Regions from separate parts of the Homo sapiens genome. Here regions 1 and 2 are each linked to region 3. The links are chromatin contacts, found by Hi-C or POLR2A ChIA-PET in ENCODE. All regions are on one chromosome and are shown on one strand. Each heading gives the region's core, a stretch centred on a gene start or an enhancer-like site at or near the end of the contact. The rest is flanking DNA. Distances are from core to core; before and after follow the strand shown.

What was found. Hi-C counts contacts between places; a loop is a spot of excess contacts on that map. ChIA-PET counts read pairs that join two places held with the same protein, here RNA polymerase II (POLR2A). Pooled maps may share reads with other maps.
Region 1: a map of PC-9 shows a loop between it and region 3 (12-fold over the local background). The contact joins two enhancer-like sites. A Hi-C loop is called at or near these places in 1 of 168 maps with a recorded cell type or tissue (PC-9) and 1 of 50 pooled maps. POLR2A ChIA-PET finds 5 or more read pairs at or near these places in 3 of 52 experiments (GM12878, H1 and WTC11).
Region 2: a loop to region 3 is called in a map of gastrocnemius medialis, with 2.6 times the contacts of the local background. The contact joins two enhancer-like sites. A Hi-C loop is called at or near these places in 2 of 168 maps with a recorded cell type or tissue (gastrocnemius medialis and left cardiac atrium), 1 of 37 single-sample maps with no recorded cell type and 2 of 50 pooled maps. POLR2A ChIA-PET finds 5 or more read pairs at or near these places in 1 of 52 experiments (H1).

What each region holds. Positions count from the first base shown.
Region 1 is chr6:14,775,252-14,779,218 of GRCh38, reverse strand. No RefSeq gene overlaps it. Among named protein-coding and RNA genes, the nearest start is that of JARID2-DT, 470 kb to the left of the region's middle. Within about 2 kb of position 1,583, at least 2 of the 41 ENCODE cell types and tissues checked have a DNase peak (open chromatin) inside an H3K27ac peak, as active enhancers do.
Region 2 is chr6:15,492,631-15,496,888 of GRCh38, reverse strand. JARID2 (jumonji and AT-rich interaction domain containing 2) reads right to left here. Exons shown (of 18, transcript NM_004973.4): 7 at 1-757. Among named protein-coding and RNA genes, the nearest start is that of DTNBP1-AS1, 51 kb to the left of the region's middle. Within about 2 kb of position 1,413, at least 3 of the 41 ENCODE cell types and tissues checked have a DNase peak (open chromatin) inside an H3K27ac peak, as active enhancers do; they include gastrocnemius medialis, where a contact is called at or near this core.
Region 3 is chr6:15,060,930-15,064,870 of GRCh38, reverse strand. No RefSeq gene overlaps it. Among named protein-coding and RNA genes, the nearest start is that of JARID2-DT, 180 kb to the left of the region's middle. Within about 2 kb of position 1,266, at least 6 of the 41 ENCODE cell types and tissues checked have a DNase peak (open chromatin) inside an H3K27ac peak, as active enhancers do; they include gastrocnemius medialis, where a contact is called at or near this core.

The DNA of each region.
Region 1 (3,967 bases), core at 334-2,833, 290 kb after region 3:
GGATGCATTGAGTTTGTACACAGAGTTAGTCTTTTCCTCCAAGTTTCTCAATAACAGAAGTAGATAAATATATAGCACATGAAATCTTTGAGTACCTATGAGTCAAATTTAATCATGACAACAACACACTGACACTTGTCCCTGAATAAGATGTGTTTGATGATACGTTTTGTTGCTAGAAATTTGCTGCTGGAGGAGGTAGAAATAATGTAGGAGGCATAGGAATGTTTCTCTTCAAGATGAAGATTTACTTCTTAGGATTCTCAGTGGGGATTTTCTTTCCTGGCTTTTCTTTTTCATTCCTGAACATCAGCGGAAAGGTCCTTAATCCATGAATGCGGACGTCAGCTGGACAGGTCAGCCCTAGAGACAGGATGCTCCATTGGGCACGTAGGCAGCACTCTCTCTCCATCTCCCTTTTCTATCTGTTTTTGTATTATTCTCCTTTCTTCTCTTAGCTGGATGACTTTATCTGCCCCTCAGTCTATCTGATAGAAAACACACACCTTAGTGTCTACCTCTTGCTATTCCAAAGTCCTGGGGTCTGGAATTTGAGATTCTCACTGGTCTGGCACGCGTCTGGTGCTCACTCTGGTCCCAGTCAACATGGCTCGGAGTATGGGGCCGTGTTGAACAGGCATGGCTACCGGGAGCTCCCTGTGACCAAGGCAGGAGTGGAAGGGAGCTCTGGAAAGAAGACCTGTGCACGCACTGTCACCAGCGTCCACTATGACAGCAACCTTTATATGCGAAAAGGTTTTCTGGGCACTCGCCAGATCATTTTTGAGAAATACCCATTTCTCTTTCAGCCCAATACTCCAAAGAGGAGAAAGAAATGGACACAACTTGGAACATGTTATGATAGGAGTCCCTGTTCTGTTATAGCACACTTGTCTTGGTATCACAATATACCTACATATGTGTGTACCTGTACAGAATTGCATATTGTCAGAGACTGTAGTGCAAACATATATCCTCTTGGGAATCCAGCATATGAGCTTCCCAATACACACCCTACACAAAAATCTCCCAAGGAAAGCAAATAATTTCAAGTTTTAGGAAAGAGCAGCGATTTGTTATGATAATAGCGTTCAACAAGTATAGCATTCTAGATTCAAAGGAAATGCCTTGTGGAAAAAAAAAAAGTGCTAAAATGGCTTGATTGGGGTTTTAATGAGAGTTTGTTTCTCCTCTACTCCACCCTTCATTCTCTCCCACCCCCAGTTATTTTCTCCAGCAAGCCAGTCAAGAGCCCTGTGCTGGGAACACTGAGAGAATGTTAACAATTCAACTCTACCAATTAATTGCCGCAACTTTCTCCATCCTGCTCAGCAGGGTCTCTCTTGCAGGCTGCTGAAAACCTAACAATGCACTTTACCGTTGTGAATGCGTAATGATGTGTTCATCAGGGGGCTTAAAAACCCTTGGGGCTACAATATCCACTTCTCGGCACCCATTATAGAGGCTAGAGTATGTCTTACGTGACAGTAAAATGTGAAGCAGGAATGCCGTCTTTAAAGAGAAAAGGCAACACCCAGGAGATACAGGAATCGCACAGTCATGCTGACTTAAAATACACATGTAAACACTCACTGTGCCCCTGGTGTCCTGTCCATAAATAAAATGGCTTGCTCAAGAAACCAGGTTTGAAGTGGAGGTTTGCCGTCACTCCCCAGATCTGTATGGAAGTGTCAGAAGTGGAGTCAGCTAGTTAGTTCACCCCAATAGGTACTGAGAGCTATTAAGTCTGTACCACTGTGTCGGGAGAGACCAGGAGGAATCGAGCAGGTATGAGTCTTTCTTTTTTTCTTTTTTTTTTTTTTTTTTAGACGGAATTTTGCCCTTGTTGCCCAGGCTGGAGTGCAGTGGCACGATCTCGGCTCACCGCAACCTCCGCCTCCAGGTTCAAGTGATTCCCCTGCCTCAGCCTTCTGAGTAGCTGGGATTACAGGCATGCACCGCCATGCCCGGCTAATTTTGTATTTTTAGTAGAGATGGGGTTTCTCCATGTTGGTCAGGCTGGTCTCGAACTCCCGACCTCAGGTGATCCACCTGCCTCGGCCTCCCAAAGTGCTGGGATTACAGGCGTGAGCCGCTGCGCCTGGCCCAGGTACGGGTCTTTCATATGGAGCTTCTAGTCAGTTATTGGTGACAAAGTGCAGAGGTAAAGGGTGAACAGATTTAGGGGAAGACAGAAGCCTGAGGATAATTAAGTACCAAATTAGTATCACTAATAGTGAGTGCTGCTTTTAGTCGCAGTTCAGTATAAAGGAGGAAGGAAAGAGGAGAGAATTGGATTTTCTTGTCTGTTTTTGCCTAATTGGGTATGATGGATGTGTTTGCCCAGGAACACCACACAGAGATTTAGGGAAGAAAGTGATAAATTCTGTTGTGAAAACAGGGACATAGAAAGGGCCCTGAAGGAGTTGGTTTTTAAAATCCAGCTGAATGTCACTGTAAATTTTACAGTTTGATGTTGTGTTTCTAACAGTGGTTCTCAATCAGGAATGGTTTTGAATATTGCAGGTTAGGTGGGAATCACTGATTGAAGGAAGGGGAAAGGCAGGGAGAAAAGTTCCAATAGAAGGCACAGGACACAAAATAGTTACAAATGAATGGGGGAGTAATGTCTTCTGCAAGTGAAATGTTCTCCAGGTTTAGAGTGATCTCATTTTACAGGCAAATGCCTGGGAATTTGATAAGACTGTCAACAATCCACTTCCCCTACAACTAAACCTCATTTTGATAACTCGGACTGTGCAGTGGTTTGTACTCCCACCACCAGCTCTCTAAACCCAACGAAATGTATCTACAGGACAGGTAGTCTTTTTTTAGGTTGATCTTGGACTGGCACGGAGAAAGAAAGGTTTGGATCACTGCTGTGGTTTGAATGTCCCTGTCAAAACTCTTGTTGAAATTTAGTTGTCAATGTAACATTATTGGGAGGTGAGGTCTCTAAGAGGTGATTCGCTCATGAGGGCTCTGTCTTCATCAGTGGGTTGGTGCAGGTATCATAAGACTGGGTTAGTTATTGTGGGAGTGGCTCCCGAGAAAAGGATGAGCTTGGCCTGATTTCCTCTCTCCCATCTCATATGCTTGTTCATCATGTGATGCTTTTCACAATAGAATGATCCCTACCAGATGTCAGCACCATGCTCTTGGACTTACCAGTCTTAAGAACTCTGAGAAATAAATCTATTTTCTTTGTAAATTATGCAGTTTGTGGTATATTTTTATAGCAGCAGAAAATGGACTAAGACAATCACAAGTTTCAATTGTGATCCAAGGGTCAGGAAAGGGATTCTGGTAGGATAAACTGTCCTTGCTTCTTCACACTCACCCTATCTATTCAAAGACTCTGGCATCTATACAAAACAAACCAGAAAAAAACTTAATGAGAGCTGGAGATGGCAGAAAGAGAGTCACTTATAGCTAGTGTGATGACTGTCACAGGTTGTATCAGGCCCAGGAAAGAGTAAACAGCTCCGTCATACTATCATGCCACAGCTCATGAAGGGGGATGGTCAAAGTCACAGAGACTCTAGGGATATTCTTTCTTCACATGAGATTACATTGTGGTGTTTCCAAGGGAAATTAATGCTTGACTTGGCAAGGTGTTCTTTGCAATTTCCAAATAAACCAGTTGGGAGTTAGCCAGAGTGCTCTTAGAGTAAATTAAGATATTAAATTGGAATTGGGCACCCAATGTTGTTTTCATTTACAGAACTGGAGCTCATCCCTACTCTGCTCATGCCTCAAACCTCCACTCAGTCCCACCAAAGTTGAGGCATTTGTAAGAAGCAAGTGGGAATCCAAGGTGCAGAACTCCTTTCCTGGTTAAGAGGGGTGGAATTTGCAGAGGGAAGGAGAGGGTACTCCATGCACTGAGACTTAGTAAAAAGGACTATGGAATAAAAGGGGGGAAATCGAAGTGAGAGTGAGAAATATGAATGAAGGAGTTGGTTTT
Region 2 (4,258 bases), core at 164-2,663, 430 kb before region 3:
CCATGGCCGCCCACCCGGCCTTGCCGCCGCCCTTCTCGGCCTTGCCCGAGTCCTGCGGCTTGTGCACGGACTCCGGTTGCGAGGTAGAACGATTTTCACAGGAGGCGCTGTCCGCCTTGCCATGTGCTTGTCTGCCTGGCGTGCTCTTCCCGGCCGTGGCCCGCTTCGGCCGATTCCTCTCCAGACTGCGCTCCGGCACTTCCTTCTTCACGTGTCCGTTCAGCAGACCTCTCTCGGCCGGGGCCTTCTTGCCAGGGCCTTCGGCGGGGCCAGCCGCCCCTTTCATCTTCTTGGGGGGCGACTGCGGCTTCTCCGCCTGGTGTGCCTCTTCCAGTCTCCTCTTGGAGTTCCGCAGCCCCTCCCGCAGCTGCAGGCCCTCCCGCAGCTGCCGCCCCCCCACCTCCTTAGTGCATGACTTTGGGTTCAACCTGCCACTGACCTTGAGGCCATTGACGGCGGGCCCAGTGGACTTGGACGCCCCCCCGAGGGATAGCACCTGTTTGCGGGTTTTTGCATTGCTACTTTCAGTTTTCCCTGAGATTGTGTGGTTGACAGCGGAACTGGGCTTGTGGTGATTGGGTTTGGTGTCCTTGACCAGTTCTCTCTTGGCTTTGGTGTATGTGACAGCCCCCTTCGTCACCGTGGCAGTGTACTTCACAGTTTTGGATGGTGAAGGTCTGACCTCGCGCATCTTTTTGGCACTGGTTACACCTGCACCCAGAGATGACATTCGAGTGACTCCGTTTACCTTAGAAACCTGTGGAGCAGCAGAAGCAGAGGTGGAAAAAAACGCAGAATTAGTACCTGCCACTAAAATGACCGGCCCACCCGTGAGAAAGGACCCTGGATGCTGGGGATGAACAGAGCCAGCAGCCTGTAGTGTGATAAGAAGAGATGTGGAAATACCAGCAAAGAGAAGCAAAATACACATCCAAGAATTAAGCAGCGATGTCCACTTTCAGAATCCACTATATACCTATCCTTCGTCACAGAAGTATGCAAACTGCCCCAGGCGCTTCCTAGCGGGGTTTCCTGGGTGCATTTTCACGTTCCCATTGCTCTTCCAGGAAATTTGGTGTTTCACAATGAAGACCTCCCCACGTGCCATGCAATCACCTGTCCTGAGCTTCTCAGAGTTGATGACAGCAAGATCCTGCTTCCTTGGGGGAAGTGGAGACAGACACACACACATATCCCTGTTCCAAGAAAAGTCATGTCTGCTATTTCTGTGCTCCACATAGCAGCATGACCTGCCCACAGGATTTAGAAATCTATGGCTAAAAAAAGAAGGAAAACAAAAATACTATGGAAGCAAAAGAACAGCAGTGCTCATGTGGTTTGGCTCCGGGTGGCAGGCCAGGCCCAGAGGTGTGGCTGCAAACTGTCAGCAGCTGCTGTCTGCTTTCCTTGTGGAGACGAGCCCTGGACAGGGCCAGGCTGGATGGAAGAGGGATGCCCCGACCTCACTGTTGAAGCAACACATGCCAACCCTCGTCTGCACACGCGCTTCCTATATTTTCCCACCGTTTACAAACTGTCCCATGTATCTTCCACCCTGGACAAACTTTCCCATCAGGTTCTATGGGACCTGGGCAAACAGAGACAGTCTTACAGCTTGGACGCCGTGGTAATCTTGGGACACACAAACGTCAGCGAAAATGGGGAGCGACAATGGCAGACACTAGAAATGCACAAGCTTCAAACAAGAATAATGAAGGGACCCCAATGGGCTGCTGCCAGACATGCTGGTTTCGAGAAGATGTCTTCTCTGCGTCACAATGTGGCCACTGCCCCATCACTTAACACCTTGGGCATTACTTTTCGTCTATGATATGAGGTTAAAGTCAGGGACTTCAGGGTTTTATAACCACCACCATCTCCAAAGGAAGAAGCCTAAAAATCACAAAATTACTGAGAAACACAGAATACTAGCCCCCTCTTCTCCCCAACAGCCCGAGAGGAAGGTGCCAGGGTCGGGGGAGCCTGCACTTCCTGGTCAGGAGAGCTGGCCACATGCAGTGATGGCCCAGAGGGTACTGAAACACCAGTGCCACCACAAGGCTGTGCAGGCTGCTGTCACATGGGGACGAAGGTCCCCAGATGGCGGGTAATGAGTCTTAGTGACCTTTGTACTAAACCTAGGCCTGGCCCAGGACCCCCCTTAAGTGGGGGTGGGGCATGGAATGAAACTTCCCAAAGGCGCCTGTAATCCCAGCACTTTGGGAGGCCGAGGCGGGTGGATCACAAGGTCAGGAGATTGACACCATACTGGCTAACACGGTGAAACCCCGTCTCTACTAAAAATACAAAAAATTAGCTGGGTGTGGCGGTGTGCGCCTGTAGTCCCAGCTACTTGGGAGGCTGAGGCAGAAGAACGGCGTGAACCCAGGAGGTGGAGTTTGCAGTGAACCGAGATCATGCCACTGCACTCCAGCCTGGGCGAGACTCTTGTCTCAAAAAAAAAAAAAAAAAAAAGACTTGCCAAAAACATCCAAACCAGTGGCTCTCAGCATCCCCTAGAGGGCTGATGTAAACACATCACTGGGCCCTACCGGCAGAGTGTCCAAGTCAGAGGGTCTGGGATGGGACTGAGAATGTGCATTTCTAACCAAGTCCCAGGTGATGCTGTGTGCTGACCTGGGGACCGCGCTTGGAACCACTGAATGAAGTATCAGTGAAGTTTATAAAAATCAAAAAGGAAAGAAGCCACTGAGACCTGTATTTCTCTATATGCCACCAATTAAGTGCAGTCCAATCAAAGCCACAAATTCTTGGTAGGACATCATCTCTTAGGAGCCAGGCCCATGGAGGCCTCATTCCTAGAGCCAGATCTCAGGCCCCATGAAGAGGCAGAAGCGAAGACCCAGGAATCACACTCTGGCTCTTAAACCATGAGTCACCCATAAAAAAAGTGGGACTGACAGACGGTCTGGAATAAATAATGCGAAACCCTTTTGGAGAGGAAAAAAAGCACCTGGCAATGATAAATTTAAAACAGATTTATAAAACCAGGGGTAAGGACAAACAGAAATATTCCGTGGTAAGTACTGTTAATCTGCAAGAGGAGGTATAGTGAGGAATGCAAATCTCTTAGTTTTAATTGTTCTTTCAAATGCTTCCACTAAAACCAAAACAAGACAAAACATTTAGAAAAACAAAAGCAAACAGTAAACTCCAGCTGGGGCTGATCTTTATTTCCAGCAACAAAGGCTGGTGGGGCTGGGTGGGGGTGGGGGAATGGGCCTCAGGGAATCCAGGACCTTGGGGAAGGGCTCTATCTCAGGTTCAGACAGCAAAAGACAACACCTCTACAGTTGGCTCAATCTCCTTTTAACCTGTAGGGGTGCAATCTGTTTCAGCCCTACTCCCAGCACAAGAGTCTCCTTAAGGAGACGGACACAGTGCGGCTTCGTATATCGCTAATCAAAATGGCAAACTCCAGATGGTGCCGGACATAACCCAACTCCTGTGAGGTTCAGGCATCAGCCACCACTACTTGCTGAGGTTTAGTTCAGTGTTTTCCAAACCTGGCACCCCTAAAACCCTTAGGGGAGCTTCAAAATAATGTAAATCCCTTCCCTCTAGATTCTGTGCTAATTGGTGAGGATCAAGAAAGGGAATCAGTGTTTAAAAGCCTCAGATGTCTCAGTGTTCCCACAAATCCGTGGACCCTACCCTTCCCTAACACCGCTGTCCAAATACCAGAGTGCTATGTCTCTCATATTCTATCTCAAATAAGAGTGTAAGGCCTTTGGTTCCATCCATTCTGGCTTCTCGGGGGCACCTGAGTTCATGGCTAGCAATGCTACAGGGAAGTAAATTTTCAACACAGCTGAATTCTATATATCACTATCTTCAATGGCAAAAGGAACACCTTGTTTACATCTTTCTGAAAACCTAAATACTGAATTATTGGCAAGGTATACATTCAAATAACTTGCTTTATGAGAGAAATGAGTTGCAATATTTTCCTTCTTATTATAGGAGTTATCTTCAACAGTATCCACCCAGATATCACACACGCATGCCCATATAACAAGCTCAAAGACTAGATGGATCTCACCCACAACACAGACCAGCGAAGTTCAAACAATTACGAAGACTGAAAAAGGCAAGTGTCACTGGCCATCTTCCTCCTCGAAACCCAGAGGGTCCGTGTTCTATGCCCACCACGAGAGGCCACAGGGGAGCTGAAAAGCTAACATAGGAAGCCCCTTAAGCTGCTCCATGTGTCCTAAAAGGGAGAAATAAAACAGAA
Region 3 (3,941 bases), core at 17-2,516:
TGCCTCAGCCTCCCAAGTAGCTGGGACAACAGGCGCCCACCACCACACCCGGCTAATTTTTTGTATTTTTAGTAGAGACGGGGTTTCACTGTGTTAGCCTGGATGGTCTCGATCTCCTGACCTCGTGATCCGCCTGCCTCGGCCTCCCAAAGTGCTGGGATTACAGGCGTGAGCCACCGCGCCCAGCCAAATCTTAGAAAATTCTGTCATTGATTTTATTTTTTCCTGAAAAGTGAAAAAAGACTCTGACTGCTCAATTTTAATAGCGGAGTATCTTTTGAAACAATAACGTGATAATAAATTTGCAGCTGCGTGTGGTGGCTCATGCCTGGAATCCAAGCAATTTGGGAGGCTGAGGTGGGAGGATTGCTTGAGCCCAGGAGTTTGAGACCAGCCTGGGCAACATAGGGAGACCCTGTCTCTATATTGAAAAAATTTTTATTTTAAATATAAAAAAAATAAGTAAGGGCTGGACTCAGTGGCTCATGCCTGTAATCCCAGGACTTTGGGAGGCAGAGGTGGGTGGGTTGCTTGAGTGCAGGAGTTCAAGACCAGCCTGGGCAACATGGTGAGACTCTGTCTCCACTAAAAATACAAAATAATTAGCCTGGTGTGGTAGCGCTTGCCTGTAATCCCAGCTACTCAGGAGGCTGAAGCAGGAGAATCACTTGAACCCAGGAGCTGAAGGTTGCAGTGAGCCTGGATTGCGCCACTGCATTCCAGCCTGGGTGGGTGACTCTGACTCTTTCTCCAAAAAAAGAAAGAAAAAAAGAAAGTATATTTGAGAAGTATTATCCTAACAAATAAGTATTCCAGTATAAGTGATATTCTGACCTTAAAAAATAATATCTCTTCTCTATATGGGCTCATAAAAAATAATAAAAATACTATGACATTTGTATATCATCTTACTACTTACATGGAACTACCATATTGATTCTATTATTTGACCCTGAAAAGTAATGTCAGAAGCAATTATTATAATTATAACCATTTAAATGATGAGGCAAGTGAGAATGAGTTAGATTGTTCCCAGGCGTGCATCTTATTGGTAGAAGAGTTGGTGGACAGGCCCAGATCTGCCTTCCAAAACCCCACATGTAGGCTGGGTGGGGTGGCTTATGCCTGTAATCCCAGCACTTTGGGAAGCTGAGGTCACTTGAGCCCAGGAGTTCAAGGCTGCAGTGAGCTATTATTGCAGCACTGCATTCCAGTCTGGGTGACTGAGTGAATGAGATCCTGTCTCTAAAAAAGGGAAGTGCGTGCATGCGCGTGTGTGTGTGTGTTGAGACAGGGTTTCACTCATGCCACCCAGGCTGGAGTGCAATGGCACCATCTCGACTCACTGCAACCTCTGCCTCTGAGGCTCAATGGATCCTCCAACCTCAGCCTTCCAAGTAGCTGGGACTACAGGCTCATGCCACTGTACCTAGCTAATTTTTGTATTTTTCATGGTGATGGAGTTTCGCCATGTTGTCCAGGCTGGTCTCAAACTCCTAAGCTCAAATGATTGGCCCACCTCTGCCTTCCAAAGTGCTGGGATTACAAGCATGAGCCACCACACCCGGCAAGCTTCAATTGTGCTTCCAGGGCTCTTAAAGTATCTGTAGACCCAAGATGTCTGGGGGTGGAGGTGTGTGAGGCAGGGCCAGGAGGTAGCACCTCTGATGGGCCATGGTGATAAGATTGAGACCAGGGGAGGAATTAGGCCACATGCTAGCCTCTGGTCTCTGGTTGACTTTTCTTGTTTCATTTGCCCACGGCTGGTTATCCCAACTGCCTCTGACAAAGATTTTTCAGCGACCATAATCAGGCTGATCCCACAAATAAGCTCAAGCTAAGAATAAATGCAGCGCTGGGGAACATGAACATGAACATGAGCATTAAAACCAGGATCATAGTCACCACAGGCCCATAGTTCCATATCTGAAATCCTTGGAGCCACATGGCTTTCAGGACTCAGGGTGTTACCTACCACTGCTGGTGGACTCTCCTGCAGTATTGTGCAATCAAGCATCTTACTATTTCTGAAGCCAAAGGATAGATATGCACATGGAATGAGACAATGTCTATAAATAGGCTCATGTCAGTTCAGGCCAGGTCAGGCCTTGACATGCAATGAGTTATGTAGTAAGTTGTGGTTTGGGGAGCTTCTTGAATTTCAGCATTGTGGATAAGGAATAATAGACCCTTATCCGTGTAATGCCATCGTCACGCCATTTTCTCCTCATTACTCATCTCAAAGACAAAACATCTTCTTGCTGGAGTTCACAATCGCTAGTGTTCGATTCCTTAGAAGGACATGTGATGTCATCATTCTTGGGATGCCTCTTAATATGGGAAGGCCCAGTTTTTGACCCTGAAGAATTACCTTTAGATGTTCAGCTTAGGGAAGTGTGGCAAATGAGCAAGTTCTCAAGAACGGTTGGAATTTTGTAGACTGAGGGGCCTGGGCGGAGTCCCTCCATGTGACAGCTGTGGCAAGAGCAGGTGTTCACTTTCTATAAGGGACGGATCAGGGAGACAGATGGACTGCAGCACAAGCTTTGTGCCGGGAAGTCATGATTTGAGCTGGGTGACAGGCTGCCAGGATTATAAAATGAAGGGTTTGGGTTACATGTCTTAAACAACAAAAAATCACTGAAAGTTTTTGGGCAGAGACTGATGGAATAAAAATGAGTCCTAAGCTGGGCATGGTGGCTCATGTCTGTAATCCCAATAATTTGGAAGGCTGAGGTGGGAGGATCTTGAGTCCAGCAGTTTCAGACCAGACTGGGCAACATAGTGAGACCCCATCTCTACAAAAAATAACAGGACATGATGGTGCATGCCTGTGGTCCCAGCTACTCAGGAGGCCGAGGTGGGAGGATCGCTTGAGCCTGGGAAGTTGAGGCTACAGTGAGCCACTACTTCACTCAGCCTGGGAAACAGAATAACACCCTGTCTCAAAAAAAAAAAAAAAAAAAAAAAGGCAGCCAGGCACAGTGCCTCACACCTGTAATCCCACGAATTTGGAAGGCCGATGTGGGCAGATCACCTAAGGTCAGGAGTTTGAGACCAGCCTGGCCAACATGGCGAAACCCCATCTCTACTAAAAATACAAAAATTAGCCAGGCATGGTGGCACATGCCTGTAATCCCAGCTACTCAGGAGGCTGAGGCACGAGAATTGCTTGAACCGGGATGTGGAGGTTGCAGTGAGCCAAGATTGGCCCACTGCACTCCAGCCTGGGCGACAGAGTGAGACTCTGTCTCAAAAGAAAAAAAAAAAAAAAAAAAAAGGAAACTGCTCACTGTTTGCTGAATTTAGCAACCTGGCCCAGCATTGGAAGCTCTGTTCTGCTTTGTCCTTTGCCTGAAATGCCCTTCCCGGGCTCCCTCCCGGGTGTGCTCCCATTCATCTTTCAGGACTCAGCTCAAATGTCACCTGCTTTGTGGAAGGTCTCCTTGGCCTCCCTGGGGAGCACTCACTGCTCCTTTCTCTATGCCTTTGCAGGCACCTGAGGGCACTTCTCTCATTTCACTGTGACTTCCTCCAGGGCAGGCTCTAAGTCTCTTGTTTTTTGACTGGCATGTGGCACAATTCTTGGCCCCCAAGAGTGCTAAGTAATTGTTAGCTGAATAAATGCCGCTGATATGTCTTCTATCATCTCTTAATATTTTCTCAGTTCCCTATTTTTTGTTTGTGTTTTAAAATGGATCATATCTATGTAATGGGAATGGTAAATCTCATGTGGGTTAAATTTTAGGACATAAGAGTTATCATCAGCTTCCAATAAAGAACCATGGATGGCTGGGTGTGGTGGCTCATGCCTGTAATCCCAGCATTCTGGGAGGCTGAGGTGGGCAGATCTCTTGAGGTCAGGAGTTTGAGACCAGTCTTGCCAACATGGCGAAACCCTGTCTCTACTAAAAATACAAAAGTTAGCTGGGCATGGTGGT